Regions from separate parts of the Homo sapiens genome. Here all the other regions are linked to region 2. A link is a loop called in an ENCODE intact Hi-C map of the cell type or tissue named here. Cell type or tissue: endothelial cell of umbilical vein. All regions are shown on one strand. Links, peaks and the distances in the headings refer to the core of each region. The heading gives the core; the rest is flanking DNA.

Evidence for each region. Peaks named below come from ENCODE experiments on the same cell type or tissue, not always from the same donor. Only the 100,000 strongest peaks of a DNase experiment are listed, where the experiment ranks them.
Region 1: it touches region 2 in a loop (8-fold over the local background); 2 of 110 quality-filtered maps call a loop at or near these places.
Region 3: a loop joins it to region 2, with 6 times the contacts of the local background. A loop is called at or near these places in 7 of 110 quality-filtered maps.

The regions. Positions count from the first base shown.
Region 1 is chr3:123,829,896-123,840,689 of GRCh38, forward strand. It overlaps MYLK (myosin light chain kinase), which reads right to left. Exons shown (of 34, transcript NM_053025.4): 3 at 1,653-1,775. Among named protein-coding and RNA genes, the nearest start is that of MYLK, 49 kb to the right of the region's middle. In endothelial cell of umbilical vein, for the core only: no CTCF peak of the experiment used is centred there; a DNase peak (open chromatin) is centred at 4,956.
Region 2 is chr3:123,745,167-123,755,960 of GRCh38, forward strand. MYLK (myosin light chain kinase) reads right to left here. Exons shown (of 34, transcript NM_053025.4): 5 at 7,165-7,372. Among named protein-coding and RNA genes, the nearest start is that of MYLK-AS2, 61 kb to the left of the region's middle. In endothelial cell of umbilical vein, for the core only: no CTCF peak of the experiment used is centred there; DNase peaks (open chromatin) are centred at 5,255 and 5,655; H3K27ac peaks cover 1,407 bases.
Region 3 is chr3:123,975,440-123,986,233 of GRCh38, forward strand. It overlaps ROPN1 (rhophilin associated tail protein 1), which reads right to left. Exons shown (of 6, transcript NM_001317774.2): 2 at 4,927-5,054; 3 at 1,425-1,542; 4 at 1-101. The coding sequence starts at 5,042. Among named protein-coding and RNA genes, the nearest start is that of ROPN1, 11 kb to the right of the region's middle. RefSeq lists an enhancer at 4,801-5,300. In endothelial cell of umbilical vein, for the core only: a CTCF peak has its summit at 4,534 (motif pointing left); no DNase peak of the experiment used is centred there; H3K4me3 peaks cover 288 bases; H3K27me3 peaks cover 3,009 bases.

The DNA.
Region 1 (10,794 bases), core at 953-8,952, 84 kb after region 2:
ACATGGCCCCAATGATGCAAAGAAAGGAATACTGGGTGAGTCCTATGGTGTCATGTGCCCCTAGGCTTTAAAACTGAAGTTTTATCTCATTTTTATTTACTTCTTTTCCTCACTGCAAATGTTCCCGTCACAGCATAAAGTAGGTGACTAAACAAAGAGGGCTTCTGGCATAGCCCACTCACCAGTACCAGAGGCACTACTTTCATCCTGACTTTTGGCCAGGCAGATGTGTCTTTAAAATAGAAGGGACTTGCATTATTTTGTGCATCCTTTGATCTTCTACCTACGGTGCTTCACAGTGTGAAAAGCCTTAAGGCTTTCCTTTAAAGAACGCCTTGCTCATATGTTCAGTGTTCGCTTTGGTCCAGCCTCCCACAAATCCTAAAATAAAGCCCCCATCTGAGCCACATATGCTGTGTTTTCTTTCAGGCAGTAGCAGGACACTGCTTTTCCCTTTATCAGCCATATTAGAGTCCAACCTTATAGTCACTTTTAAAAAAATTCCTTTAATGTTATGGGATTTATTTCCTTAACAAAACAGCAGGCCCTACATACTTCGATATGTCTTTCAAAGTAATCTAAGAAGCTATTCCCTCAAGTCAATGATGGGGTCATAGTTCAAAGCAGGTTTAGCACCATGGGGGAAATTATCAGTATTATTTTTTTGAAATCACAGACCACACTTCCTGTTATTAATTCATGCCTCCCCAGGTCCACCACCCACCAACCTTCTCACTTTCTTTGTTTCACTGGTATTGGTTTTGGCCCTGCCAGCCTCCTCTGCACTGAGAGTTAACTGACACCCTCACCCCAGGCTGATGTTAGCTGAGGACCCCTGAAGTACTGTAGTAGTTAGACCCTAAGGAGGGGGTCAAGGGTAGCAGCGGGAAACCACCTTCCTCACTGCTAAAGCTGCAGAAAGCAATGGAAACACCCTAAGCCCCAAATTACACATATGAAATCCCAAACGATCACCCACATTTTGGAATATTATTTAGAATATTTACTATTGTACAGCTGCCCAAAGAAGGCACTGTCTTTGTTAAACAGGCTCACTCTACACCTATTATCACACAGGATTTCTCACCAAACAGAGTGCAGGTGACCAGGTTATGGATAGTGTTCTGGCAGCTGCTCAGTCCCACAGAACTAGCTATGGTTATGGGTCCAGGTAACACAAAGTTCCACCTGTGTTCCATCCCCAACAATGCCTGCTTGCCAAGGAACCATGGAGTCAAAGGAGAAATCAAAACCAGAGTTAGTCAGAGCAGCATCCTGGAGCAGCAGGAGGAGAAAGTTTTCAGCCAGCTTGGAAGGATGGAGTACCACAGCGTGCAGTGTGAACAGTTTCTAGCAGCAGCCAGGGCAACCCGCAGGCCCTTAATCTTGTTTCCTGGCTAGTTCCAATGATGATTTCCACCACCTTCGCCAGTTCAAGAATTCTGACCAGCTAAGCCAAAATCAACAGACAATGCTACAGCATACTGCCTTCACTCTTACCTGCTTGGGCAGCTGGCCAGGTGCCATCTCACCTTGGGGGCAGCAGTCTCTTCTGGGCACCTAGAAAGACACACAGCTCCCCTCTCTGCAGCCTCCCCAGGGTGGACTGAGGAGGAATGGTCAACAGCATAATGTAAACTCTGTTCACTCACCACCGTCTTCTCTGTTGTTTGTTGTGGCAACTGGGCCAGTGGGACAGGAAAGGCGTCCTGAAGCTCTCGGCTGGGAAGCTCCTGAAGTTGCTCTGAACTGCAGCAGAGGCAGCCGGGAGCCACCTGGGTGGGTGGGAAGGAGGAAAGGAAAGCCAAATCAGAGACAGACACGCAAAAGGGATGTGGGAGCGGCTGGGAGGAGTACATCACTCTGGGACAGGCTATGTAGAAATAGGGAAGCATCCCAACAGTGACGATGGGTGGCTTTTATTACCGTGTGGGGGGGTTATACGTTTAGAGTTCAGGAACAATAGTTACAAGGAGAACCAGAACGAGGTACTTTCTTCCCCCACAGAGGACAGACGCAGAACCATGACGGTGGTACTCAGGGTAGATTGCAGGGTCTAGGGAGAGGCCCTGGCAGGGGTGAGGGAGGAAGGCCATGGGAGCTGCCTTCCTGCAGGTGAAAGGCAGTGCAGGTAGGTGGCTGTTGGGGCATTCTGGAGGGAGCTGGCTCCTGGCTATCAGGGATCTGGCTTCGGTGACATGGCCAGGGGAATAAAGGGCTGACAGGGCAGGAAAAGAAACACCAACACACTGGGAAAGCACTGTGCTTCTAGAGGAGTGTCTCTCCTACCTTCACTGTCCCAGGGCTGGGCTGATATGCTCTGTTCCCCCAGCACCACACCAAGGTGGAACACGGGACCCCCGACTCAGCCTGGCCCAGGCTCCTGAAGTTCCCCCTTCTCCTCCCTTCAGACACTTTTGTTTTCCTCTGAGGGAAAATCTCACTTCTTAAGAGGGAAATAAATACCTACAGTAAGTAGCAATTCCATTTCCTCAGAGGGACAAATAACTTATTTCAGAGCCCTCCATAAGCTACCCATCCAGATGGTGTGTTAATTTGAAAAGGATAGTTTGAAAATCCAAAGGAAATCAAGCCCTCACAATGGCATTTGCTGTTTTTGAATGTTTTCTGTTCCCTCCCAAAATTTATGTTGAATCTTAATCCCTGATGCAACAGTGTTAAGAGGTAGGACCTTTAGGAGGTGATTAAGTCAAGAGGGCAGAGCCCTGGAGAATAGGATCAGCAACCTTATAAAGGGGCTGGAGCGAACTGGTGAGGCCCTTTTTTGCTCTTCTGTCTTCTGCCAAGTGAGGACAAAGCAACTTGGCACCATCTTGGAAGCAGAAAACAGCTCTCACAAGACACCAAATCTGCTGGTGTCTTGATCTTGGACTTCCATTTTCCAGAACTGTGAGGAAAAAAAATTCTACTATTTGTAAATCACCCAGCCTCAGGTATTTTGTCATAGCAGCACAGATAGACTAAGACAGCATTTCAGCAGGGGACTTCCACACTGAAAACGTCCTTACACAATCCCTTAATAAATCACAAAGGAGAGAGAGAGGGTGGAAACCCTGAGTTTAGGGTTGTGGCTTCCCCTGACACTTTGAGGGACACTTTGAAAAGGAAACGGGAGAGACGGGGCTCTCAAAGAAGGGGCAGGATGAGGTGGAATTCCCACCCCATTACAGTCCCACAGCCAGGTGCTCTTTTCCACCTGGACAGGAAGTGTCAGCAGAAAGTTCATTTCAGGAATGCCAGCCTTGTCTGCACCCAGTTGCTCCCTGTAATCTGTTTGGCCACAGGACCAAATGAGAGCTCAAGCAGAACAGGTGTTTCTATAAGGAATGGTTTCCACATGTCTCATAAGCTAATCCAGGCAATCCCAGCAGGACATCTCTTGACCTTGAAGAGAAAGGTCAAGCTCAGGACATCTGCTGCCACCCCCCTCAATGTATATCCATCTCTGGTGAAGGTTTAGGGATACCTATTGCTTCTTAGTTCCTTAACCTTGACCCCACCTCCAGTGAGCACACCTGGCCCTTCATTCTCAGCAGCCCCCTTCTGCTTTCTACCAGCCAGAGGAGCCTCCAAACCTGCTGCTCTCCCTATCCTCAGTTCCCTACCCTGCCCCATGCACACGGGAGGCCCCTGGGTGCTCTGTCATTTCCATTCTTTTGCCCAGCTGATTAGGCCACATCTGGCTATTATTTCACAACTCACATGCACCACAGACATTTAATACTCTCCTGCTTCTCAAATAATTAGAAGCCACTCACAAGAAAACAAAAAATAAAGCTGTTAATTATGTAAAAATTAAAACTATATAAAAGCTGATAATATGGGTGAAATGATTTTCTAAGCTAATTTTTCAACCCTATCAGGCATTACATCTATCCCCGAGTTCCCTGACACTCATGGCAAAAAAGGAAACAGGAGAGGTCACACAATTCTCCTTGTCAAATGAGGACACGAAGCCACTTCATCAGGTAACAGGGCCCTCCAGTGCTAATCTCCAAAAGGTCTCTCTCCAGAGAGAGGACTGAACAACACTGGAAAATTGTCCACTGAACAATGGACAATTCTACCAATAGGGTTTTCAAAAGGAAACATTTGGCATTTCATTACTGTTTTTTGTTTGTTTGTTTGTTTGTTTTTTGTTTCTTGGAGACAGATCTTGCTCTGTCGCCCAGGCTGGGGTGTGCAGTGGTGCAATCTCAGCTCACTGCAACCTCTGCCTCCCATGTTCAAGTGATTCTTGTGCCTCAGTCTCCCAAGTAGTTGGGACTACAGGTGCACGCCACCATGTCCTGCTAATTTTTGTATTTTTAGTAGAGATGGGGTTTCACCATGTTGGCTAGGCTGGTCTTGAACTCCTGACCTCAAGCAATCCACATGCCTCGGCCTCCCAAAGTGCTGGGATTACAGGCGTGAGCTACTGCGCCCAGCCTCAGAGTTTGGTAACTTTTTAATATCAACATTTGATAAAAAGGAAAATAATAAAATATGTCTTGGGATTTTTGCAGGGATCTAAAGCAAAGGTCTGGACAGGTAATTTAATAAAGGTCTTGGTGGTTCTCAGTGGAAAGTTGAGTTGCCCTCATCACCCATCCTGGAGGTGGGGGTGCAGGTGGGTAAAGGTGGTGCAGGCAGGTTGCACGGGGTTAAGGGTTAGGGGGATTGAGGGAGCATTGGGATGCGCAGTGGGATTATTGACTGTCACAACGACTTGAGAACAAGGGAAAGGAGCTGAATGTCCTACATTAAATAGAATGCTCATTATAAAGAGCATTATAAAGCATTTTGTCTTGCCTAAAATGCTAATAGCACCACTGGAGAGAAACACTGGAAGGGAAATGAGTAATTAGCATGACTCTTCTAGTGCCTGCTCTAAAATACCAATTAAGTCTTTACAGGGAGTTGATGGCAGTGACCACAAGAATGTCTGCTCCGGGAAGTAGAGATGAAGGAGGATGCCAGGTTTCTGATGTGTCAGCTCTGCTGGTGGTAAAATGCATATTGTCTTATGAGGCATAACGAGCCTGAAGGGTATTGTTGGCTGGACAGAGAGCTGGGCAATGGTGCACTATAAGCATGCCCATGGAAAGGAACATAGCTCTCCTTTTATTTCTTTATATGTCTAAATGAAGACACAACTGGAACACAAAAACTACACATCAATCCATCATAGGAGAAACTATTTTAGGATAGAGCAGTGTTTCTCAAAGTGTGGTCCCTAATTAGCATCACCTGGGAACTTGTTAGAAATGCAGATTATTGGGTCCTACCCCAGACCTGCTGAATCAGAAACTCTGGGTGTGGGGCTGAGAAACCTGCGTATTGACAAGTCCTCCAGGTGACTCTGATGCAGGCTCAAGGTTGAGAACCACTGGTCTAGAAAGCCTGAGGTTCAATATGGCAATCAGTCACAAGAGAGATTTTAGAAATCCTGCTTCATCCCTGTGTAGAGTTTCTATTAGGCTCAGAGACGGAGGGGAATATTTGAATATGTCTGTGGCAGGCAACTGATCAGGGGTGGAAGACCTGAAGACAGAAGACCCCAGGGATGAGAAATAAGGACAAAGAGTAAATTATCAAGGGCCAATCTGAGCCTCAAGTTTAATTAACCATCCTAGGAAGATTTTGTTTTAATTTAACTTGTATTCCTGTTTGAATAGCAAATACAGTTATATGGTTTGAAATTGTTTGGGGGCTCAGAAAACAATACCCCAAAATGAAGACTTCAGAAGCAGCCTCAGAAGCAAAAGTTTCTCTCTGACCTTCTTCTTCCCTCCTGTCTCTGGCCACTCATTCTCCTCCAAGGACACCAGAATCCCTCTTCCCCAAGGCAGGTTATAGAAACCAGAATCCCTTTTCCTTAAAGCCAGCCAGGAAACCTAAAAATATTATTCTAACTTCTCCCCCTGGCCTTTCTGTGTAAAAACTGGCCATAAAGAAATTATCTGACCTACCTTGTTTGACTGTAGGTCATAAGAGCCCCATTCCAGAGAGAGTCTTGCCCCATCAGAAGGAAGAAATGCTGCACAGAGAGGAGGAATACAAACAGAAAGGCCTTGCTGAGTTTCCCTACTCAGTCTATTAGCATTAGATTATACCCTTTTTGCCCAATCATATTTTTACACAGTTGTCCACAGTTTATTGAACCTAAGCATAAAAATGAACGTTTCCTTTGTATCTTTGGGTCTTCATTCGAAGGCTCCCATGTCATGGAAAACTATGATCAAATAAATTTATGTGCCTCTTCTACTATTAATCCACCTTTTGTCATTTGATGTTTAGTGAACCTTCAGAGGGCAAAGGAGAAGTTTTCCCTTGCCCCTTCAACTGAAAAGATACAAAAGTATATAGTGAAATGTCTTTCACCCACACCTGCTTCTAGGTACCCAGCTCCTAGGTATCCAGCACCAACTTCTCTTCCAGAATCAGCCATGTAATCACATCTTCTAGAGATATGTTTTGAAAATACATGTATATTTTTATACCCACTTTTTCTTAAATACAAATAATAACATATTATACACACTCTTCTACACCTTGCTTTATTTTGCTTAATATATTTTGGGGGTTATGCCATACCAGAAACATCAAGAAACACTTAGAAGTGTTCTGAGTGTCTGGAAACATACAACACTCCAGGGCATGGGTATCTTTCCTGCAGCTAAGGAGCACCTGGTAGGCTACCACATGATGTTTGTGGATTTCTTAGTGAACCTCCTGTAGGAAAGCTGTACTAAAATTCTCAGTTTGGAGAACTCTCCACAGGCCTACTTGTATTTTGTTTTATAACAGAAGGAGGTAATATGGAAACTCTCAGCCAGGTCATTAAAATTCAACAGTATCACTACCAGATAACACTAGTACCTGGTGGGTCAGGCGTCCAAGGACACATAGTAGAGAGGAGTTTGACCACTAGGTAGAACTCAAAGCATCAGGATGACTTGGAACTTTTAAAATTTATAAGACTAATAACTATAAATTACAAAACACATGGAAACATAAAGACATGGACTAATTAAGAACACTTCCTACTTAATAGAGTCATTTTCCAACACTTAGAATCAAGTATGTAACACGGGACAAAATAATAATTCCTATCCTTCCACCAGCTTCAGTTATAGTAACATTTCTTTTTATTTTTTTGAGACGGAGTTTCGCTCTTGTTGCCCAGGCTGGAGTGCAATGGTGCAGCTCACTGCAACCTCCACCTCCTGGGTTCAAGCAATTCTCCTGCCTCAGCCTCCTGAGTAGCTGGGTTACAGGCATGCACCACCATGCCTGGCTAATTTTGCACTTTTAGTAGACACAGGGTTTTACCATGTTGGTCAGGCTGGTCTCAAACTCCTGACCTCAGGTGATCCACCCCCTTGGCCTCCCAAAGTGCTGGGATTACAGGTATGAGCCACTGTGCCCAGCCTGTAACATTTCCTTCAGAATTATTTTTGTTCTATACACCCTTCAGCACCATCAGTAAGATGTCTTGCTCCTTCCTGATTCTAACCAGAGTTTTATCAATGTAGCCTTTGAACATAAAAGATGAAGTTGTATATATTATATATACATATTATATATAATTATATATTATATATATTACATATAATATATAATTATATAATACATATTTTATATATATATGCTCTATTGAGATATAATTCATATACCATACAATTTAAAGTCTTCAAATCAATGCTTTTTAAGTATAGTCAAAGAGTTGTGCACTGATCACCTCAATGAATTTAGTGCACTTGCATCACCTGTAAAAGAAATGCCATACCTATTCACAGTCACTCCCCATATCCTACCCTAAGGTTTCCCAACCCTAGGCAACCAATAGTCTACTTTCTGTTTCTATGGATTAAGGATGGCTTCAACAGGCTCACAAGCACACTCAACACAACTGGGGAAACAAAATCAGTGATTTTGAAGATGAGTCAACAGAAATTATCCAAACTAAAACACAAAGAAATAAAAGAGTAGGGGGAAAAAAAGAAAACAAAGAATCTAAAAGCTATGGAATAATATCAAATGGTCTAATATGCATATAATTGGAATCTCAGAAAGAGAAGAAATAGAGGATGAGTCAGAAGAAATACTTACATAATAATTAAGCATTTTCCAAAAATAATGAAGGACATCAAACCACAAATCCAAAAATCTCAGAGTACTTCAAGCAGTATAAATACAAACAAAAACAACCAAACACACCTAGGCATATAATCTTCAAGTGGCTGAAAATCAAAGGGAAAGAAACAATCTTAAAGGCAGACAGGGTGAGGGAATACATGAAAGCATACTTCTCATCTGAAAAAGTGCAAACCCAGAAAACAACAAAGGAAATCTTAAAGGTACTGAAAGAAAGAACCCTGTCAATCTGGAATTCCATACTCCTGAAAATATTTCTCAAAAATAAAAGAAAAATACAGACTTTGGAAACTAAATGAAAAGCTGAGAGAATTAATTATTAACAAACTTGCATAATGAGAACTAGAAAGAAACTTCTTCAGGCAGAAGGGATATGTCAGACAGAATTTGAATCCAAACAAATAAACTAAGATCTCCAGAAATGGTTAAAATGAAGGTAAATATATAAGACATTTTTTAAAATGTTTAATTGCTCTAAAAGATGATTGACTTTTTAAAGTAAAAATAGTAGTAATGTACTATGGGTTTATAGGGTATGTAAAAGAAAAATGCATAACAACAACAGCACAAGAGTTGAGAAGAAAGAACTTGGAGTATAATATTCTAAGGTTTTTATACCATACGTGAAGTGATATAATTGGAAGGTAGACTGTGATGAAAGATATATGTTGTAAACACTAGAGCACACACTACATTTTTAAAAAGAAGTATAATGATAAGCCAATAGTGGAGATAAAATGAAATAATAAAAATTCTCAGCTGGATGTGGTGGCTCATGTCTGTAATCCCAGCACTTTGGGAGGCTGAGGCAGGCAGATCAACTGAGGTCAGGAGTTTGAGACCAGCCTGGCCAACATGGTGAAACCCCATCTCTACTAAAAATACAAAAATTAGTCAGGCATGGCGGCACGTGCCTGTAGTCCCAGCTACTTGGGAGGCTGAGGCAGGAGAATTGCCTGAACTTGGGAGGTGGAGGTGGCAGTGAGCAAGACTGTGCCACTGCACTCCAGCCTGGGCAACAGAGCGAGACTCCACCTTAAACAAAACAAAACAAACAAACAAATCTCAATAAATACAAAGGCAAGCAGAAAAAGAGGATAAAAGGGACAAGAAAAAGATGAAACAAAAAATATTTATGGTAGTTTTAATCCAATCATATCAATAATTGCATTAATTATAAATGGCCTAACTACATGAATTAAAGATTGTTAGACTGTATAAAAAAGTAAGACCCAGTTATATGCTATCCACAAAAAAAGCTCACCTTGAATATAAAGACAGAAATGGGTTAAAAATAAAACAATGGGAAAAGATATAAATGTAAGCACTAATCAAAAGAAAACTGAAATGGCTATATTAATATCAAACAAAGCAGATTTCAGGAAAAGGAATATTACCAGGGATAAAGAGAGTAATTTCATAATGATAAAAGGATCAATTCACTAAGGAAATGTAACACTCCTAAATGTGTACACATCTAACACAGGGTTCCAAAATACATTATCCAAAAAGTCTTAGGCCTGAAAGGAGAACTAGGAAAATCCGCAATTGTAGTTAGAGATTTCAACACTCCTCTCTCAGTAATTGATAAAACAAGTACACAGAAAATAAGTAAGAATTTAGAAAGGTGAACACCACTATCAACCAACTTGACTGAATTGACACTTGACCCAACAAATGCAAAATATACATTGTTTTCAAATGCATATGAAAGATTTATCAAGATAGACCATATTCTGGGCTACTAAACAAACCTGAATCAAATTAAAAGAAGTGAGACCACATAGAAATATTCTCTGATCGTTATGAAATTAAACTAAAACTTAGTAACAGGAAGGTATCTAACAAATTCCTAAAATGCTTGCAGATTAAACAACACATTTCCAAATAACTCACAGTTCAAAAAATAAGTCACAATGAATATTAGAAAATATTTCAAATGGAATGGACATAAAAAGGCACAATATGTCAAATTTGGGGGGATGCAGGAAAAGGTCAGAAGAAAATGTGTAGCATTAAGTGCTTATATTAGTAAAGAAGGAAAGTATTAACTCAGTGATCTAAGCTTCCACTTTAGGATAAACTAGAAAAAGAACAAATTAAAACCAAATTTCTCAGAAAGAAGGAAATAATAAAGATAAAAGCAGAAATCAGTAACAATGAAAAGAAAATCAATGAAGCCAAAAGTTTGGTTTTTGGAAAGATCAATAAAATTGGTAAGCCTGTAGGCAGGCTGATCAGGAAAAAAAGAAAGATGGTACAAAAATAAATCTCAGGAATAAAATAGAGAACATCACTACAAATCCTACAGACATTATATATATATATATATATATATGAATCCATATATATAGAACAAGTCTCTCTCTCTATATATATATAAACAAATCTATGTCATAATATAAAAACTTGACAACTTAGATAAAATACAAAAATTCACTGAAAGACACAAACTACCAAAATTCCCACAAGAAGAAATAGAGAACCTCAATTAAAGAAATTTTATGAGAGCAACATTACTTGATATGAAAATAAGATAAAGACATTATAAAAAAAACCATGGAACAATATTCTTCATAAATATAAACACAAAAATCCTCAACAAAATAATGGCAAATCAAATTCAGCAATATA
Region 2 (10,794 bases), core at 1,498-9,497:
TTATATATTTGTGGTGTCTGTTCTGGTAGGACTGTGAGGAACTGGGAAAAGATTCTTGCTGTGAAGCCCATCCTGTACCCCTAGTGCTTGCCCCCTAAATCCAGCAACACTCCCAATCACTGGGAAACCAAAAGGGCCCCCATGAATCTCCTAAGTGCCCCCTAGAGGGTGGTACTGTCTCTGTTTAGGGCCAGTGGCTTAAGAAAACCTCTGGAGAAGTGCCTAGAACCAGAATTTCTGGTTGAATATTAAACTTGGTATTGAAGAAAAAAGGAATGAAAAAAGTCAAAACTAAAGGTCACTGAAATTGCTCAATGTGAATAACATTTTTGCCAAAATTCTCCTCTTTGAAGCACTCTTTCTTTTAAGGCTCAGATATTATTCTAGATTTTGTTGTACATGTTAGTCTACTTGTTGAAGCTCTGACCAGTGCTTATATATACTAGGAACGGAATCCCTTTCTTAGTACAGGGGATGAAGTACCAAAGGCAGCTACAGAGGCAGTCAACAAATATTTACTGAGCTCTTTCTACAGGCCAGACCTATCATGGCTCAGGCCCTGTGCTAGGTTCCTTACACTGGGGATTCAGTAACTGATAAAAAGAGACATGTCTTGCCTTCATGGAGCTTACAGTTCTAGTGGAGAAGAAAAACATTTAAAATACTTATTTATAATTTATTTATTTATTTTTATTTTTTACGTATTTTTGAGATGGAGTCTCACTCTGTCGCCCAGGGTGGAGTGCAGTGGTGCAATCTTGGCTCACTGCAACCTCCTCATGTCAGACTCAAGTGATTCTCCTGCCTCAGCCTCCTGAGTAGCTGGGATTATAGGCACCCACCACCACATATGGCTAATTTTTATGTTTTTAGTAGAGACGGGTTTCACCATGTTGTCAGGCTGGTCTTGAAGTCCTAACCTCAAGTGATCTGCCCACTTTGGCCTCCCAAAGTGCTGGGATTACAGGTGTGAGCCACCATGCCCGGCTTTATTTACAATTTAAAGACAAATAAGTTCAAGTATAAAGAATTGTGAAGCCAGGCATGGTGGTACATGCCTGTAGCCACAGCTTCTCAGGAGGCTGAGGCAGGAGGATTGCTTGAGGCTAGGAGTTTGAGCTTTATTGTTCTTTATATCCTAGCACAAAGTTCAATAAAATCTGAGGAATGAAGAAGAGGCTAGAACTAACAGCAACTGGGAAAAGCCTAAATCTACCAAAGGCCAGGGGTGGAGATGGGAGAAGGAGGTGGAGGAATACGAGATGGAAAAAGGAGGGAGCATCAGTAGCAAAAATCTAAGTTAGGCCAGCAAGGGCAACCTGTGTGTATTTTGGAGGGAAAAAGAGGCAAAGGCAAAGTGGATGGTGAAGATAAAGGAGGGAAGAGATTCCAGCTAAAGGAAATTTGGAAGTCATCCTTCAAGAACAGAATGGGACCAAGTAACTTTCCAGCTAACTCTTTTGTATACTAAATGAGTAAGGCTGCTTCTGCAAAGGCAGTCTTGAACACACAACTATTTTACAGCAAAGAGTCTGGTGGGGCAAAAAGAATAATTTCCCTTTCTATCACATTTGTATTGTTAACTTTAATGAGACAGAAAAGGACAAAAACTCAGAGCATTTTAAGATTCTGCCTAGATTTTAAAAAATAGGGTATATACCCCTAGAAAATGAAGTCATTGGGGAGTTTTAGAGGTTGAAAAGCATTTATAAAGAACATAAATGGGAAATATAATTATAGGTCCTTCAGATGGGTAGAAAAGTTAGATAAAGGAAGACAGTCCAAAAGAAATAAGAGCAAAAAGAACCAAAAGAAGAACCATGACAAACATCCAGGAGGAACACAGTAATTTAAAACTCAGCCAGTATAAATAGACACGGCCTAAAAATGTATAATGTCATCAATCCAACCCAACATGAAGATAAAAGGAGTCTAAGAGATCTGCCCCTGAAAAACGGCAGTGGCAACAAAAGATGGCACAGGAGCATTTCCTACGAATTCAAGGTGGCCCGAGAATCCTGGTGTCAGTGGCACCACCAGAGCTGCCTTAGTGGTCACCAGGGCTACTCTTCTCCCTTAAATCTTGTGACAGGGGGTCATTCTCCCTTCTGCTGTCACAGTCTAGGTGACCTGCTGGCTGGCCCTCTCTCTCTCACATAGTCAGAGCCTCGGTCTGCACTGCAGTAGTTTCATGCGGGTGTGGATAGCAGGAGCTGCGGCACTGAGGGGTGGCTGGGGGTAGGGAGGAGGTGTGCTTGGACCATCTGGGAGGGGAGAGCCAGGCAGACGGCTCCAGCCCAGTCAGTGTTTTCAGCAGCCCTCCGGGTGATTCTGATGCATGCTCAAGTTTGAGAATCACTGTACTAGGTGGAATATATCACACATGTAATTAAATCCCTCCTTGCTACTCCAAGAGTGGTCTGTGGACCAGCAGCATGGCATCAACTGGCGGCTGGAAATGCAGACTCCCAGGCTCTGCTCCAGACCTATGGAATCAGCATCTGCATTTCAACCAGATTCGCCAGGTGATTTCTGTGCACATGCATTTGCACTAACCAATCCTGTAAGGTGGGTGATCCATCTGAGGTCTGGATCTCCTCTGGGGGCTGCCAGTTTGGCTTTCCCTGGGCTCCTGAGCTTATGTCCTTAAAGTTAACCCTTTATTACCTGAAGTGACTCTCTGGTCCTTGAAAAGTCAAAGGCCTTCTCAGACTGAGACCACTGGGGCTGGGGCACACCCACCGTTTGGGCACTCACTCCACCTCATGTCCGATGCTCACTGTGTGGATGTGTGATGACCCAGGACTACTCACCACCTGTTAGTCTGTTCTCGCATTGTTATAAATACCTGAGGCTTGGTAATTTACATGGAAAAGAGGTTTATTTGGCTTGTGGTTCTGCAGGCTGTACAAGAAGCATGGCACCAGTATCTGCTCTTGGTGAGGGCCTCGGGAAGCTTACAATCATGGAGGAAGGTGAAGCAGGAGCAGAAATGTCAGATGACGAGAGGGAGAAAGAGAGAGAAGGGAGAGGTCCCAGACTCTTTTAAACAACCAGATCTCATGTGAACTAACTGAGCAAGAATTCACACATCACCAAGGGGATGGTATTAAGCCATTCATGAGGGATCCATCCCCATGATCTAATCACCTCCCACCAGGCCCTACCTCCAACCTTGGAAATCACGTTTCAACATGAGACTTGGAAGGAACAAACATCCAAACCATATCAACACCTGTTCATCCATGTGGCTTTCTCTTTTTGTTCTGTGTAAACCTTGTTTATTCCTATTCAGGTGGCAGCTTCTAGAACTGCACTGTTCAAAAGAGTAGCTGTTAGCCACTTGTGGCTATTGAGCACTCAGCATTATAGCTGGTCTGAAGTGAGGTGTGCTGTAAGTGTAAAATACATCCCAGATGTTGAAGAATGTAAAATATCTCATTAATAATTTTTATATCGCTTATACATTGAAATGGTAATATTTTGGATATAATAGGTTAAATAAGTATTTTATTAAAATGAATTTTACCTGATATCTTAAAATGTGGCTACTGGTAAACTTAAGATTACACAAGCCTGGGCAATACGGTGAAACCCCATCTTTAAAAAAATAAATACATAAGGCCGGGCACGGTGGCTCACACCTGTAACCCCAGCATTCTGGGAGGCTGAGGTAGGCGGATCACAAGGTCAGGAGTTCAAGACCAGCTTGGCCAACATGGTGAGGCCCCATCTCTACTAAAAGTACAAAAATTAGCCGGGCGTGATGGCACACGCCTGTAATCCCAGCTACTTGGGAGGCTGAGGCAGAAGAATTGTTTGAACCCAGGAGGCAGAGGTTGCAGTGAGCCAAGATCATGTCACAGCACTCCAGCCTGGGTGACACGGCAAGACCCTGTCTCAGAAAAATACATACATACATACATACATACATACATACATACATACATACAAATACATAAATTAGCTCAGTGTAGTGGTGCAGGCCTATAGTCCCAGCTACTTGGGAGGCTGAGGTAGGAGGATCGCTTGAGCCCAGGAGGTCGAGGCTGCAGTGAGCTGTGATTACACCACTGCACTCTCGTCTGAGCAACAGAGCAAGACCTAGCCTCAAAAAAAAAAAAAAAGATTATATATGTGGCTCACATTAAATCTCTACAGGACAGGTCTGTGGTCCTCCACGGGAGAGGAAGTTCTCAGAGGGCAGGTACCACGTCTCTTCCTTGCTCTGCACCAAGCCTCATGACCTGACCTCTGGAGGTGGGCAAGTGTCAGAGCTGTCTTCAGATAGCCTTCCAGGGGCTCAGACCAAGGCTGATTTCCATCATGTAAGGCCCTGAATAACTGCATGGCCCTCATTAAGGCACTGGTTCTCTTGGGGGATTCTGAATGTTTCTTGGGCCTGATCACTACATTAAACGTCAGATGAGGAATCTTTCTCTCTTGCAGATTTCCCTTTTTAAGTAGCTCTAAGGATGCTAATGCCAGTTCAAACAATGATGAAGCTACCACTTTCTGGGTGCTACTTCCTACTAGCTGTGCTTATCCTTGTACCACACTGTGGGGCAGCCATGAACTCCAAGTCACAGAAAAGGAAGTAAGGCTTAGGAAGGTTAATTTCTCCATAGTTAGAAATTAGTAGAGCTAAAATTCAATCCAAGACCATTTGACTTTCTTTCCATTGCACAACACTGCCTCCTAAACTTGACCACTAAAGGATTACAAAACTCCACATATGAATTACACTCTGAATTCCTGGACCTCTGCTCACTCCAAGTAAGAAGCATAGCACAGAGAGCTGGAGGGAAGGCAGTTGGGCTGCTAGGTTTCCTTTGTAAAGGGTTGGGCTAGCCTGGCACAGCCAGCAACTCATCCATGGCAGAAGGGCCCAGAGTGGACTCTTTCAGGCCTAGGTCTGTGGGGTGGCCCCAAACCACACATTAGCTTAAAATCGGTCTTGCTGCAGAAGCAGAATGTGCATAGGACTCACACACATTTAAAGAGCTGCATCCTTTAGGCTGTTCTCTATCTCCTAGAGTTAGAAGACAGAAAGTATCTTACATTTTATGTCTTAATTTTATTTTAATTAACTGTATTTTAATTTTAATTTGAGGGCCTGAGTCTCCCCAAATGAAAACCAAAGGGGAGGGGTGGGGTTGAGAGCCTTAGCCTGCTCTCCTTCCTCTACAGCCCTCAGCCTGATTTCCTTTCCCCTGCCCTGAGTACCATGAGCTACTAAAAATTTTCCTGCTTGGTCATGACATCAGATCTCACTTCCTGAACAGTAGGGATTGAAGAAAACGTTTTCATATTATCTAGGTTTTATATGCCTCCCCTGTATTCCTAACAGACTCCAGTCTTCCCTTAATGTGGATCATAGAAAACAAGGGCTAGTCCAGGTTGTAGAGACCACCAAAGTCAAACCCTTTATCCTGCAGAAAGACAGGTGCAGAGGTTTAGAGTCACACATCTCATTGGCACAAACTCATAACTCAGTGCTTTCTCAATTTCCCCAGCTCTAAACAGAACTCAGAAGAGGGAACAGGGTAATTTTTATTTGTAGGCATCAACACAAAGTTCAGGCATTGAAAGGGGGTTCATGTAGGGGAAAGCACAGCACCAGGATGGCAGAGCTGAGGTCCATCCTGAGGTTCTGAGCAGGGGCCACTTTCCATCTGGAATGCCCCAGCCAAAAGCACTCAAAGGTCATTAGAGTAAGTGAGTCACTCAGTTAAAGAATTTAAGGAAAGCATCCAAACTATGCATGCTCCACTCTGTGAAACAGCCTGTTGGCCCTTCTGTGGTGTGGGGAGACAGGGAAAACAGGGCAAAGGGCGGCCATTGGCCCAGGTGCACCTCGCCCCCTTCTGGAACCTTCCCTGACTACCTTAATTCTCCATCTAGTGTCCCCTGAAAACCAGATTGGGAGGACAGTCTTCTGAAAGAGGAGAAGTGAGTCTGAGCCTTGGTTTATAAACTTCCAGTCTTAGAAAGACCGGGAAGGGTCAAGGGAACCTTGTGTTACTTCTGAGGGGCTGACAGACCCCATGTCCTTCCTGATATCAAGGCTTTAAGTGTCAGCCAGGGACCTGAACTAGAGATACTCTTTCCAGTGGAGTGGCTTCAGCATGGCAGAAGGACACACTAGTAGCAAAAAATATTTTACTTATGGTCCAATTTTTCTCCTAGAAGTTTTAAAGTTAACAGAATTTTTTAAAGTACAGAGTGGGGAAAAAGACAAAAATATTAGGTTGGTGCAAAAGTCATGTGGTTTTTGCAATTACTTTTAACTAATATGTTAACACATTGATGTGTTTACTTCCTACATATTTTTCTGAGTTACATAATTTTTAATAATGAGCATGTATTATTTCATAATGACGCTAAAGATGATGTTAATGAGGATAAAAACATTGTTCATTCATTCCTCAAATATTTCAGTATCTACCATGTGCCAGGAAGCTTTCTAGATGTTGGAGATAAGGCAATGAGCAGAGAAAGTCCATCTCCTCCTAAATCTTCCATTTAGTGGTGGGGGATGGAGAAGACACTGCAATGTGAGATGGTAATACGTCCTAAAAGAAAAACCTCGAGTGGGGTGAGAAGATGGAGAGTCATAGGGCTGGGATGGTTGGGAAAGGGCCTCTAAGGAGCAGACATCTGAGAACAGACTTGAAGGATGTGAAAGGAGCGTCAGGTGAGAGGCTGAGGGAAGGGCTCTTCTTTTACAGAAGGAACAGCAAGGGTGAAGGCCCTGTAGCCTTGCTCAAAGAAGGGCCAGAGGTGGGTGTGACCACGGTGGGCTGAACAGGTGCAGAGTGGCAGAAGATGGGTCTGAGAGCTAGGGAGGGGCCAGATTGGGTGGGGCTCTGTAAGACCATCCTAAGGAGTCTGATTTCAGCTGCAGTGTGAGGGGAAGCCATGGGAGGGCTCAAGCAGGAGACAGGTGATACCTAGTTTGACAAACATCATCTCCTGGATGCCTCCCTTGTTCGCAGGGACCACATCTCTCCCATTAGATTGGAAGGTCCGGGGTTCAAGGATGGGGTGTGTTTTCTCTTGTCAGTTCCTCCATCCTTCAAGAGAGGGCTAAGGCAGGAGCTGCAGGCCTTGGGGTAACTGAGAGCTCAGCTCCCTCCTGGACTCGGGCCTCCTGGGACTCACCTTCTACTGTCAACTCCACTGTCACCTGGCGAGCACCACTGCCATTGGTGGCTTCACAGGTATACTTTCCCCTGTCCTCCTCATGGACAGCATGAATCACAAGGCTGAAAGTCCCCCGGATGCCGCAATCCAGCAGGAAGCGGCCCCCGCTGGTGATGGGTTGCCCGTTTCTGTGCCATGTCACCTGGGGCTCTGGGTAACCCCGGACCTTCAAGAAAAAGAAGAAAGGGTAAGAGCCTGTATTTCATGAGTACTCTCTCTGTGTCAGGTATTGTTTGGAGTGCTTTACATGTGTTAACTCATTTAATCCTCATAACGCCCCCATTTCATCCTCATTTTACAGATAAGGAAATCAAGGTACAGAGAGTTTTGGCAATTTCCCAAGGTCTCAAAGGTAGAAGGTGGCAAAGTCAGGCATCCTGGGTCCAGAATCCACTATGCAAATGACTCTCAAGCCCGGCTGCATTTTAGAATCATCCAGGGGAGCTTTAAAAAAACACTAGTGCCCAGGTCCCACCTTAGACCAATTAGATTAGAATCCCAGGGGGCCAGGACTGAGTACGGGGATTCTAGACCAGTGCTTCTCACTCCAACATGCTAATAAATCACTTGGTGATCCTGTTAAAATGCATATCCTGCTTCTACAGGTCCGGGCTGGGGCCTGAGATTCTGCAGTTGGGACAAGCTCACAGATGCTACTGATGCTGCTGGTCCCTGGAACTCACCTTGAGTAGCAAGGTTCAGGACCTGCACTGCCCAGCACGGTAGCCACTGGCCACAGGTAGCGATGGAGCACTCAAAATGTGGCCAGTGAGACTGAGTTGCACTGTAAGTGTGCATTACACACTGGGTTTCGAAGACAATACAAAAAAGGGCAAAATATCTCAATAATTAAAAATATGGATTAGATGTTGAAAAGTAGTATTTTTGATATGTTGAATTAAATGTATTCAGATTAATTTCAGTTGTTTCTACTTTTTAATGTGGCTACTAGAAAAGTTACAATTACATCCAGGCCTTGTGACAGTCCTATGGGGTAGTGCTGCTCTAGACCACTTGCCTTTCTCTAACTGTAGTTAGCAGCTGACATTTGCTGAGTGCTAAGGGTTCAGCACTTCTCTAAGTACTTGGCTCATCTGAGTTTCCTTTTTTTTTTTTTTTTTGAGATGGAGTCTTGCTCTGTTGCCCAGGCTGGAGTACAGTGGTGCAATCATCTGAGTTTCATAGCAACCCAGTCAGAGAGAAGACATCTCTCAAAAGAGGGGAAAATGCAGAGATAAATTCAAAGAAAAGAATTCACTTTGAGTTTTAAAGAAAGGAAGTCCCCCAAGGGCCTTCAAACACTTGAAACTCAGTAGGCTCTTCAGAATTAACTCATCTTTGGAGGATTAGGGTTCAGAATGGCTCACTAATGCACAGCCAAGGACCCAGAATTGGGGATTTTAGCACTGGAAAGTAGAAGGCATCATAGGAGCTTCCTGAGAACAAAGTTGTTTGCATTACAAAACAGTGGTAGCAATAGTTTTATCCATGTATTCACTTCAAGGAAAGAGAGAATGGATACGGATGAAGCAAAATCAAAATTCACTGAATGACCCCCAAATTGCATTTACAAAGAAAGGCTTCACTGATCTGTAGCAATAATCCTACTCACACCCCCTGCAAGGTCACAGAGTGATGCTATATTGGCGCATGTGCACACAGGCCTGGGCATCCAAATACAGTCTCTTCCCTAAGCATACTAAGCGAGGAAAGAGCTATGCTAAAAAGCGCCGGTCGTTGTCTTTGGACTGTGCTCAGTTTTCTTCCCAGGTGCTCAGCCCCTAGCCCACCCTTAGACCAGAGTCTCTGTAACCAGGATGCAGATTTCTTCCTAAGGAAGGAAGCCTTGAATAACAGGGAAAACTCCCAAAGTGAACAATCCCTCTTTGATTATTCCATATAGTCACCCCTCAGTGCCAGTTTGTGAATCTCACAAGACTGCCTTTCTGTCCCCACTAATTTGTGGTCAAGCTTCAGTGAAAAAGAAACAACAATAAAACTCCAAATCAATATGGTCCATCTTATTTACAATGTCTGGAAACAAAAATATATCCCTTTCCTATCAAAATCTAAACTATACTCATGACAGAGATTGAGTACTTTGGAGGAAATGCTGAGACTCTGGAGTGGATTCCCCAAAAGCCATGTGAACAATGCCTGAAGCCATTGTAGCCTCACCAAAACAAGTGTTCCAGAACTTAGGCTGACAGTGTTGAAGGAGACCGCATCCATTGGGATGCACAGGGTCTCACAGCCACTGTAATATAAAATGGTGTGTTAACAGCTGTTGTCTCTGGGTGGTTAGGATTGTGAGTCTCCTCCTTTCTTTTTAGTTAACTATTAGTTTCTGAGAGTTCTGCAATAGTACACCTGGCCTTTGCAAAACAGAAAAAAGAATTTTACTTAAAAAATGCATTTCTTTTATATTAGTGTGCTGTATAATGAATGTATATAGCACATTCATTAATTTGTTGAGGGCCTCAAGGAATTTAAATCTAGTAGCGGAAATAAAAGAGCCATGCAAATAAATGTTATGCATGTTTAAAGGTGACAGATGTCATGCGCCCATATAAAATCATGTCATCTTGTGGCCCTAAAGGCAGAAACGTTCATGCATGGGAACATCAGACAACAATTACACTGTTAAAGTATTCTTCTCGTGTGAAACCCTTTCCTACAGAAGGTGGCCCCTCAGGACTCTGCTCATACAGTGAATCTGCAAACCATCATTGTCTTCTCCTGCACTCCATTAGGCAGGGCTGGTCTACCCAGGCTTCTATCAGCTTCAGAGAATGGGAGTGCCAAGCACTGCAACTAGGAGGAGGTAAATCATTAACTGCGCCAAAGGCGTCCTGGCATTCCATTAGCAAGCATACTGGCCCCCTGCAGCAGGGCCAGCTCTGGTGGCTCACTGGGCTCTGGGGCATCAATGATTAACTGGGGACATTGCAAACGTTCCAGACCTCAGGGACACAATCCTTCTGTCTCTTTCTCTTTTCCTCTCACTTTCTACACATACCCCAAGCTTACCTCTGAAATGCCCTCTTAAAATAAATATTTAGGGATTTGAAAATATGCTGAAACTGGCATCACTTAAGAAAGTTGCAGTTCACTATGATACTTTTATAGCACATTGGACCTGAAGCAAAGGCAGGAATTTTTGTGACCTTGTTCAGTTCCAAGGTCTGAATGATTTGAAACTTTAATACTTGCCCTCCCAATATGGAAAATCAATCCGTTTTTACTGTCTGCCACTACCCTGGACCTCTGGGTGGTGAAGGAATAAGCCTGGGTTCACATCCTTGGGATGCATGACAACAGCCCTGCCCTCCCAGGTTGCCTTATCTGCTGTCATCACTGGCCTTCCACCAAGAAGTCATAGCTGGGATTTTTACAGTCAGGATCTTCATCAAGAGCCAGTAAAAACTCTTTGGTCCTGTAGTTTTCAGAGGGCTGCCATGTATAGACTCTTACTTGACTCTTGCAGCTATGACGGAGATGTCTTTGGTTTGGATACCCAGAAGCAGAACCTCAGATAGGGCTTCAGAGACCCCTTCCTGCAAGTCCTCACCAACACTCACAGCAGCT
Region 3 (10,794 bases), core at 987-8,986, 230 kb after region 2:
CGACCCACATTCATCACACTATTAAACAGATCTGTTGGGAGATTCACCACTTTCCACATCTGGGCCAGCTCCTCTGCACGGATGATCAGTCTGCCAGCAACCTGCAGGGCAGGGGACAGACACAACACAGAGGTTGTGGGAGAAGTTGAGACAAGGCCCTGAGAAACACCCTGTCCCCAGGCCAGGTCCACATCTCCCAGCACATGGCAAGGGGCGGGAGGGGGTGTTAGGAAGGTAAAGATGGCTCTGTGTGGCAGTTATCTTTGCAAATCCTAGTGAAGAGCATGCTGAAATATAATTTATTAATTCTCAAACTTTAGGTGTCAGAATTATGCAAAAGATATACATTTATATTACATTTTAATTTCTGGTGATGCTTTTATCTGCTATTGTATTCCTAAATTGTTTTATTCCTTATATGACAGATAGAAGAGCCTGAAAACAAAACCAAGGGGTAGAGGGCTTACCTGAGACCACTAATGAATGGTAAAATTAGAACAAGACATAGGTCTGTTTCTTCCCGATTGCACTGAGTTCTTAGCTCTAGACCTCAAGTGCATCCCTCATGCTTTCCCAGGAATGATATGGGGTATGTGGCTGACCTGTGGGGATTTGGTCTGGATGCCTAATGTTGCTTGATCCCAGGTATTTTAGAGCTCTGTCATGTTCACTGCACAAGGTACTTGGTGGATAAAAGGAGGGAAGGTGACTGGTTGTTGGCCACCAATGCAACAAGAGCACAGATGCCCGATGAAGTGCTCCAACACCTTTCCTGACTGTCTGATTCTAGTGAAATGCTAAGCCTCTGGGACCAAGGTGGTTAGCCAAGCCAGTCCTAAATCACCCCAAACCGCTCTGTCCTGGACCATAAAGCAGGGTTTGGTGGTGCTCAACCATATGTCCTGGGAATTTGCCAAACCACAAACTTTCTCAAGCTGCACCTTCCTCATGCATTCATTCACCAGGCAGCTCCCAGGATGATGTGGCTATGAAGAGGCTCACAGCCTCTCCCTAAAAGCTAAAAGCAATGTCTGGACCTTGGATAGCTGGGGAGCTAAAATATGCCCTTCCCCAAACTGTGATTTTCATCATATTACAGTCTTGATCAGTAAGGAGACACTGTCCAGTGACTGAGGACTTGCACTTTTCTGGAGAGACGAGATTAGCATTGCATTGAGCCCCTGTACATTCTGCCAGCTTCAAGGAAATCTGGGATGACCCCACCAATGACTCAGCCTACAGCCTATTTCAAAATTATTCCCATTTGCCAAGGAAAGATTTACTTTCAGTCCACGGTTTAGTGTATTTTAGGGTGGTGCTAAGTGGTCAGCTGACTGTCAGGAGAACAGAGGGCTTTTTGTCTGTACCCACCCAGCCTCAACACTGTCCCTACATTCTCCTCAATGCTGCAGCAGGGCCCTTACCTGAGAATGCAGGATCTTTAACAGCTCAGGTGTTAGCTCTGCCCGGTTACACAAAGCGACTCGCTCAGACCGCTCTCTCACCGGAGGCGTCTCTCCACGGGACAGGGCCTCAAAATAACTACAAGAAAAAAAGTCAGAGAGTAGGAGGATCCTATACACCAGTGGCCTCTGGCTGTTCTAGCAATCCTTCCACCTTCTTCTGAGGGAAGGAGGTAGAGAAAGGAACCTTTGTTAAGTGGCTTCTATGTGTCATTGTGTTTAGTTCACTTACATATGGGAAAAGTCTGAATGTGTTACTCTCCACTTAGGGCATAGAGAATGCTTAGAGAATACAAAGCTTTGTTCTTCTCTAAGGATGAGGAAGAACCAAGAAAAGTTTGGGTATGCAATTCCCTGGAGCATATTGGGTTCAGGTTTCTTTTTCAGTCATCTCTGAGTGTTTTATACACGCAGATGTATATTACATATGTATATATAATATTGGGAAGAGAAGTTGGAAGAGAACTAAAAAGTAATGTACGTAAGAAAGGGGAAGGCAGCACAGGAATGGTGGCTAGGGCCTGTAATCTGGTGACTCCAGGCTGGAGGACCACTTAAGCCCAGGAGTTTGAGGCTGCAGTGAACTATAATTGTGCCACTACACTCCAGACTGGGTGACAGAGTGAGACCCCCATCTCTGAAGAAACAAAAAAGGAGGGAAGGGGAAGAGATGGAAGTGTCCTGGGGTGAATCAGGAAGGGTTTCTGGCTGGAGGTAGTGAGGCTTGGGGCTTCAAGAGGGAAGGGAGAGAGCATTGGCAGGGCAGCCTGCAAGGCTCAGGAGAGAAGAGAAGCCGAAGAAGGTTTGAGACAATCTTAAGCTATATGGTGCCTCTGAAATGAAACTGTTTCTCCATCTTCCCTCAAAATTTTCAGTGAAATCTGCCTGCTCCTCAATGTTTTGTGGAGTGGACTTCGTTTGGGGGCATTGTGGAACAAGTACTGAGTTCTGTTTCAGGACTGGCATAAGATGAAAAGAGGCTGCCTGCAGCAGGGAATGGACATGAGCCGCTGACATGTGGGTCACCAATGCAGCATGGCAGGGTCTGTCTCCATCAAAAGCCTGGTTATTGACGATCCATGAACCACAAATTTCTGTCCCGCCCTGCTTTTTTCCCTCCATTACTTCCTCCAGATCCAGGTAGTATGAAAATAATATAGAGGGAATTTTGTAAAAGTCCATTTCAGGGTCAAGCCATACAATGATGGGCTAACCATTGCCTGTCTCTGAGCCACGTAGCAAGGCAGAGCGAAAGCTACATGGACTAAAGCAGTAATTGCCAGTCACCCCTTGGAGGTCATCAGCAGGAAGGGCACCTTTAACAATGTGCATGAGAAATCTCTGCACACAGATCAGTGTTGGGGTGGGCGGGGTGTGGGTGCAATATGACAATAGGAGCAGGGTGTGGCCTCAGGCTTTATAAACCAGACTTGGGTGGTATAAATGGGAGGGACAGAGACACACAGCACCTCATTCCACAGAAGTGCTGCCCAGGTAGAGTAACACTCATCACCAACATCTCTGGACTTCTTGTGGAATTGGTTAGACAACATGGAAGCAAAGCTGTAATCATGGATTTCGTTCTTTGGGTTATTGAGCTTCATTTGCAAGTGATCAGGTCCATGGTTATACACATATATTGCAAATTTGTGTTGTAACACATGCCTACCAGAGGACAAATAAGTATATGTCCTGCCGATGCCTGGTAAGAGGTTTCTTCATTGACAACACATATGTAGGGAAATTCTTACTTGCAATGGATTAAAAACGTATTTTGTCTTGGAAACACTTTGCAGAGTTTTATTCTCTAAAATGCTACAGGTTTTAAGTAAGTCACATACAACCATCTGAGCAGTGCTTTTCATGTCTGGATAGAATGGAGGGGGCTCTTAGGTCATGCCCTCCTTTTTCATTGTGGTTAAACTACAAACTAAGTTTTCATGGATGTCTAAAAAAATTATAGCACGTGATACAATACGAGAGCAAGCAGTCTACAATAGTGGAATGCCTCTTCCATAAATGTCAGGGACAATACTAAGCAATGTCAGTTTGCTTACTATAAAACGGCAGCACAAGAACAATCAAATGGGTTTGAAACTAACGTATAAGATAAAGTCTGTCTATCTGACTATGCCAAAATAAATTAGTCTTCTGAAGCTAAAGTTCAATCTTAGAGGCAATATATAAAATTTAAAATGGAGAACTAAACAGGGCTCATTACTAGGCAAAGCAACCCCCATTTATGTTTCTTTTTATGAGCACCACTGGCTTATTTTCCTTCCAATTGTAAAAGCTACATCCTAATCCAGTCCAGGAGCACAGCACTGGCCCAGAGACTCCGAAAGGCCCCTCTTAGATGCCATTTTGTGTCTTCTCAAAGGTGTCCACACTCTCCCCACCATCTGCCCAGGACACCCACTCACAACCTCAGCCTGAGGACATCTTCCCTTCCCCAACTCACTGGCTTTCTCTCAACGGCCTCTCTCACTCTCACTTTCCCACTGAAACCCTCCTAAGCAGGGAATCATCAAACAGTAAAAATAGCCTGAAAATGGTCCGTGAGGTCTAGTTATCTTCCAACTCCTGTCTCAAGTCCTGGTTCCCCAGTTTCAAGCAGGCAAGTTTGTCCAAGGAGCAATTTCATAGCTGAGAGGCTTTCTGTGCAAAGCTACTTCAATCCAGGCCCGCAGCGATTGTTGTGTAAGCTCCATCTACTGAGCAGCCTCTGGAGGTCTCTCCTGAAAGAAGGCACCCGTGTTTGAGGCACACTGTTTTCAGCCATGCCTGAGGACCCCATCACTCTGCTTGGCCTTTCCCCAGAATGCAGTGTGTACTGTGCGGACATCTTTATGTTGGCAGAACAAAATCAGTTCAGAGAAACACTAAAGAAAATAACAATAATTTCCTCCAAGACAAGATATAAAGGGTCTTTGGTTGGGTCCAAGTATGAGTTTTAACAGCAGGGGAGGAAGTGTCTCCTTAAAGGAGTGAACTAGCAGGACTGGTCCCACCCCATCCACCCAGGGCTGTCGCTTCCCTCCCCCGGCTGCACTGCTGCCATCTAGTGGTGAGACAGGAGAACGAAGAAAGGCAGATTAAGCTTCGGAGATTCCCAGCCCTTCTTTCCACCGGGAGTGGGAAAAGGCGTGCAGGGAGGAGGTGGGTGTGCATACGCTGGTGTGACGCGGTCATCTAACTTGCTGCTTGCCCCAGGACACGGCCTATTGACCTGGCGTCCTACTGCTCAATCTGGCTCCCTTAGGGGAGGCATCCCATCCTTGCCCAGCTAGATGTAGCATTTATGTGTGGATTTTAAAGCATCAAAGCAATGCAAGAGCTAAAACAAAGACGATGCCAGTTAGTCCGGACTTCCTAGCTGCAGCCATGACAACCTCCGCGGTTTTACAGGACCCTCTGTCTCCGGCCGTCCTCCAAGGGGTGAAGGCGAGAAAGGAGCACGTACTCGGCTGCCCACTGGATGAGGTCCTGCGGCTGCACCCTAATGGCGGCTTTGGCAAACTCCTTCAGCATCTTCGGCAGCTCCGGCGGGATGCATGTTGGCTTATCTGTCTGAGCCATTGATTGGTTGGCCTATTCTCAGGAGAAAAAAATACGTTAAGATGAAAACTTCGATTCATACGATGAGAGCAATCCTGGACAGGAGGTCACCCAGCCTCTGTTTGACACTCAATTTTGGGGACTCTGCAAGACAAATGCATTCTATTATTACACAACGCCAAGGTTAGAAAACCATCTGCTAACCCCTACTTTTTGTTGGAAATAGTTATGTCCTTTACATAAAAATTACACAGCCCTTGTTCATTTAAAAAGTGGAGGTCAGCAAAAAATTCCCTAATGATATCGCCCCAAAATAATGATATCACCCCCCAAAATCCAGAATTTTTCAGTATATATATGTTTGTAAAATAAAAAAATAAGATTATACAAAACAGCTTATTTACTCAAAAGTATATCATGAACATCTTTCCATGTCGTCCAGCACTTATTAGTTGGGTAAGAATTGTAGCAAAATTTACTCTGAACCCTCTGTGAATTGACATTAGGCCATTTCCACATAAAAATAGTCATTAAACAGCCATTTGGTGAGCGTCTCTCTTTACAGCTGCATGTTCTTTTCCACTCTAATTGTCAGGTGGAAAATTCGTACATTTTCTCTCAAAAAGTTCCAGGACAAATTGAAACAAAATATGAAAATCCATAAAGTGTATACAATTCCCTCCACAAATAAACAACAGATCAAAAGATTTTTTTCTGCTTTTAGTAGAGAAAGGGACAGACTAGATATGCTAAAAAGCTGTCCCTCTTCAAAACACCTAGAGGCCAGACAAATCTCAGTACAAGCCTTTCACATTGCCTTGCTGGGCTTGCAGTGAAGTGAGAGAAATCTTCCAGTGGCCAATGAGGTGAGTAAAGGGGAACCCGCAGTGCTGGGCAAATGAAGAAACTAGGGCTCACCTGGGCACATGTAGATGGCAGGAACTTGCAGCTTTGAGATAAATTGCTAGGCAGGGTGGATAGAGACCAAGGATTAGGCTCACAAAAGGCAAATGTCTGGACTAAAGGACTCCCCTTCTGACCTAAACTTGAGACCCGCCCAGGGACTACACCCTCAGCGTGAAAAGGTGTGGCTGAAAATATCCGCCTACAGGCAGGGGTAAGCAACAAAGAAACCTGTCTCCATTGCTGCTTCTAGTCAGGAGAGAAACAGTCCCCCAGGAGTTGGTAGCCACAGACTAGTTCTAAGTTTTCAATTTATGCCAACACCAGCATGGCTGGGAAATCCCAAGACAAGAAACTAAAGTGGTCTTAGGTTGGTGGGACTTCATGACCTTTTACTTTATTTATGTTCTTTTATTTGGAGGAAAAAGAGGATAAAATAATGATTAATTTTAGACTTTGCAAAGTGTTAGAAAAGTTATAACAGTAATGTAACCACTAAATCTGTAGAGAGGAAAAAAGGAATTTTTTAAAAACACAAACAAGCAAACAAACAAAACCCTTCATCAGTCAAAAAGAAGGCAAGAAAGGAGGGGTAAAAACAGGAAAAGTAGACAAATAACATGGTAGAAAATAATGCATACATATCAGTAATCACAATAAAAATAAATGGGCTTAAATGTGCCAGTTAAAATACAGGTATAGGTACACCTGAAAAAATGAAGACACAGAAAGACTCAAGGTGAAAAGAGTATAAATAAGCAAAGAATAACCAATAAAAGTTAAGGTAGACATACTCATGCCAGACAAAAGATACTTTAAGGCAAAATGCACTATTAGGAAAAAAGAGTGACGAAAGCTTCAATTGTTTTTGATAAAATGATAAAAAGCTTCAATTGTTAAGACAATAACAACAATTCTCAATGAGTATGCCACAGACATCACCATGGAGGAGTCTCACCATGCTAGGTGGAAAAGCAATATATTGTTTCTGGTGACATATATATGTTATAATATTATAATAAAGAGTAAGGAATGATAAATACAAATTCAGAATGGTGGTTACCCCTGGTGGAGGAGGGAGAGGATGGAGAGGGATGTTATTAGGGAAATACAACAAGGGTCTCAGTACTATTAGTAATGCTCTATGTTTTAAGCTGGATGGTTGCTGTCTAGATGCTTGTTTCATTATTTTTATACTTCTACTTACATCATGTATTTAATTTTGTCAGTATGAAATATTTCATCATTTAAAAAGTTACTCTTATAAGTTGTTTCTGATGACTTTTCAACCCATTTTATCTATCAAAGAGCAGTGCCTTATTTGCTCATGTTGTCTGCACATATATATATTCTTTTACTGTGTTAAAAATACATACAATTTACCATTTTAAATGTACAGTTCAGTGTCATTAAGTACATTCACATTGTTGTGCCACAATCACCACCAGCCATCTCCAGAACTTTTTCATCTTCACTAGCTGAAACTCTGTACCCATTAAGTACTAACTCCCTATTCTCCTTCCCCACAGCTCCTGGCAACCACCATTCTTCTATCTTCATGAATTTGACTATCATATAAAATCATATGGCATATAATATTTGTCCCTTTGTGTGTGGTTTATTTCGCTTAGCACAATGTCTTCAGGTTCATTCATGTGGTAGCATGTGTCAGAATTTCCTTTTTTTTGGATCCATAGTCAGATGTGTTACCCATTGCACCACTGGCCCCAAGCTGAGAATTTCCTTGTTCTTAAGGCTGAATACTATTTTGCTAGATGTACCACAATTTTATCCATTCATAGGTCAATGGACAGTCGGATCATTTCCACATTTTAGCTATTGTGAATAATGCTGCTATGAACATAGGTATACAAATATGTGTTCAAGTCCTTGCTTTAAATTGTGTTGGGTATATATACCCAGAAGTGGAATGGATGGATCATATGGTAATTGTATTTTAATTTTTTGAGGAACTGCCACACTGTTTTCCACAGCGGCTGCACCATTTTCTGTGTCCATGTATTTTGACAGGATCTTTTGGTTGTGCAATTGTTTAATTTCTCTCCTGGAGTCTCAGATAATCTCGTGTAAACGAAAAGATGCCCCAATCCTAATTAAGGAAGCTTCCATGACAACAGTAACAATGTTAACCCTTAGTCAGTATAGAGCAAACTTAAGTAAAGCCTTTACTTCATCCCATTGCTGTTTCTAACAATTGGTCTGCAAGCTCTTTTCATTTTGGGGCAAGGAATCTCTTGTAAGTTTTCCATACCCATTGTCTTTCTCAGGGGTTGGTCCTTCTTTAACCTCTTGCAGTTTTTTTTTCTCTTCTCATCATTCTATTTTTCCCTTAAAAGTTATCAATTATATCTATTAATTTATTGTAAGTGCCAGGTGCACTCATAACAGGACCAGTACTGTGCTAAGTACAGGACCATACATTTTTCTCAAGTAATCCTCAAAATATCCCTATGGGGTAGAATATATTAGCATTATTTCACAGATAATGAAACTAGAAAAGATAACAGAACTTTTGCAATGACATATAATAAGTGACAGAGGCAGGATTTGAATACACATAGTCTGACATGGGAGGTGGCCTGCTAGACATGACAATTCTTTCCTTCTTGAGACTTTCTCTTCCTTTGATAGCATACGCCATTCTTGTGTGTCTATTTTCCTCAGCATTGCTCCTTTGCCTCCTTCCATAATTCCTCTTCCTCCTTCCTTGCTCTGAGGAAGAGTTAGCAATCTTCCCCCAACTCAGGTCTTCAGCATTCTTTCTGTTGCTCTTCTTGGAGAGCTCGCAGCCTCTTCACGGCTTTATCTACGACAAAACTGTGTGGATTGCACTTGTTTTCCCATCTTTGACCTCTCGCCTTGTGCTTCTATTTCATACTTCCCATTGCCTCCAGGACACTTCACTAGAATCCATTGTCCATCTCCCAACTAAATCTCTCTCCCAGGTTCTTCTCTGAACATGATACCACTAATCTCTCAGTCCTTTGGCCTCAAAGTCTGAGAGTCATCCATTTTCTTCAGTCTGCTGAATCTCACTAAATCCCACTATTTCCTTTGAAATGTGTCTTCAATTAATCCCTTTCTATTTCTACTCCTGTGTCTCTGGCTCAGCCCCTTATCACCTATTGTGCAGCCTCCTGACTAGTCTCCCTGTCTCAGGTCATTCTCTGGCCTGTCCTGTTCAGTGTGTCCAGATCTATCTTCCAAGTTGCTTTTTATAGTCAGAGAGCACTGCTCACAAAATGACAATCATATCCTGACTTTCAAGGTTTTCTATGATTTGTACCTATAATTCTAAACTAAAAATTTTCCGCTACTCTTTACCAACACAAATTTCCTATACAGTCTGCTCTGGCCACTTTCCAAAAAAAAAAATTATATATCCAAAGCTTAACACTGTCTCGCCCACTGTTAACAGTAATCTATCCTTCTTTTCTCTCTTCCCCTCAGTATTTTGCTAATTCTAGCCGGCTTACTTGAAGTGCCCTTCTTCTTTCATCTGCTTAAACCCTATACTTCCCCAGGGTTTTTCATACTGTGCCATAGGCCTTCCTAGAAAACTTGGATATCATCAAATATTGTTTGTAGTATGCATATTACCACTCAATCCTCTTCTGCCTTTCATTGCTCTCTAAAGCTGAGCTCCCCACTAGAGGCCATGGCAGAATGGGCTACAGGTGTGCCATGAAAGATTGATGGTTGTAAACTTTTTATAGTAATACAAAATGTACAACCACTTACAAACTTACAACAGTTGAAATTATATTTGGATACTGTTTGGCACAGTCAGTAAACTTCCAGATTTCATTACCTATTGTTTCTGTGCCGAAGGTTTTATGTATAACACCTGCTGCCAGAGACGCCTTTATAGGGCTTTTCCTTTCAACCATCTTGTTAAAACAATCCCTGTACGTTGGATTATTACTTTAATTGCAATGCATTTATTATCAGTGACAATGATAATCTTTATGCATATGTGTTGCAAATACTTAGCTCTACTTTTGATTTAATTTTCTCTTATTTTTCACATTATTTTCTCCTAACAAAGAAGTTATATGATTTTTCTTCATCATCACCATCACCATCATCATCATCATTTGTCCCTAAGAAAACAGTAGATTTTGTTCACTTTTTTTCCCATTGTGACTTGATTTGTTTGTGACTTATTTATTCTTGGCTTTTGATGTTAAACAAATATCCAAAATCTGATACTTAATGGACTTTTGTAATGACTTGTTTGTTTACAAAAATAATAAACATTTGCCTCTAAAAAAATAATAGAAAATAATTTAATGATTTAGTAAAGGAGACTCTAGGCCTTCAGTAAAGTCTTATAAAAATATTTTTTGGCTGGGTGCAGTGGTTCACGCCAGTAAACCCAACACTTTGGGAGGCTGAGGTGGGCGGATCACTTGAGCTCAGTTCAAGACCAGCCTGGGCAACATGGTGAAACCCTGTCTGTACTAAAAATACAAAAATTAGCCGGGCATGGTGGCACATGCCTATAGTCCCAGCTACTCAGGAGGCTGAGTTGGGAGGATGAGGTTGCAATGAGCCAAGATCACACCGCTGTACTCTAGCCTGGGTGACAGAGCAAGACCTTGTCTCAAAAAAAAAAAAAAAAAAAAAAAAAATCAAAATATTTAAATTATACTTGAAATAAATGATATTTATATTTTGTGAAAATCTAGAATTGTAATTACTAAATTAAATAATGTTTCCAAAATTCCCCCTTTACTTACCAAATGCTTAAGTTTTCAAAAATTTCATGTGATTTATTTAAAAATATTCTTAAGGACAGCCATATTTTCTTTGAAAACTGATTTGTTGTAGTCAAAAAGGCCTATAG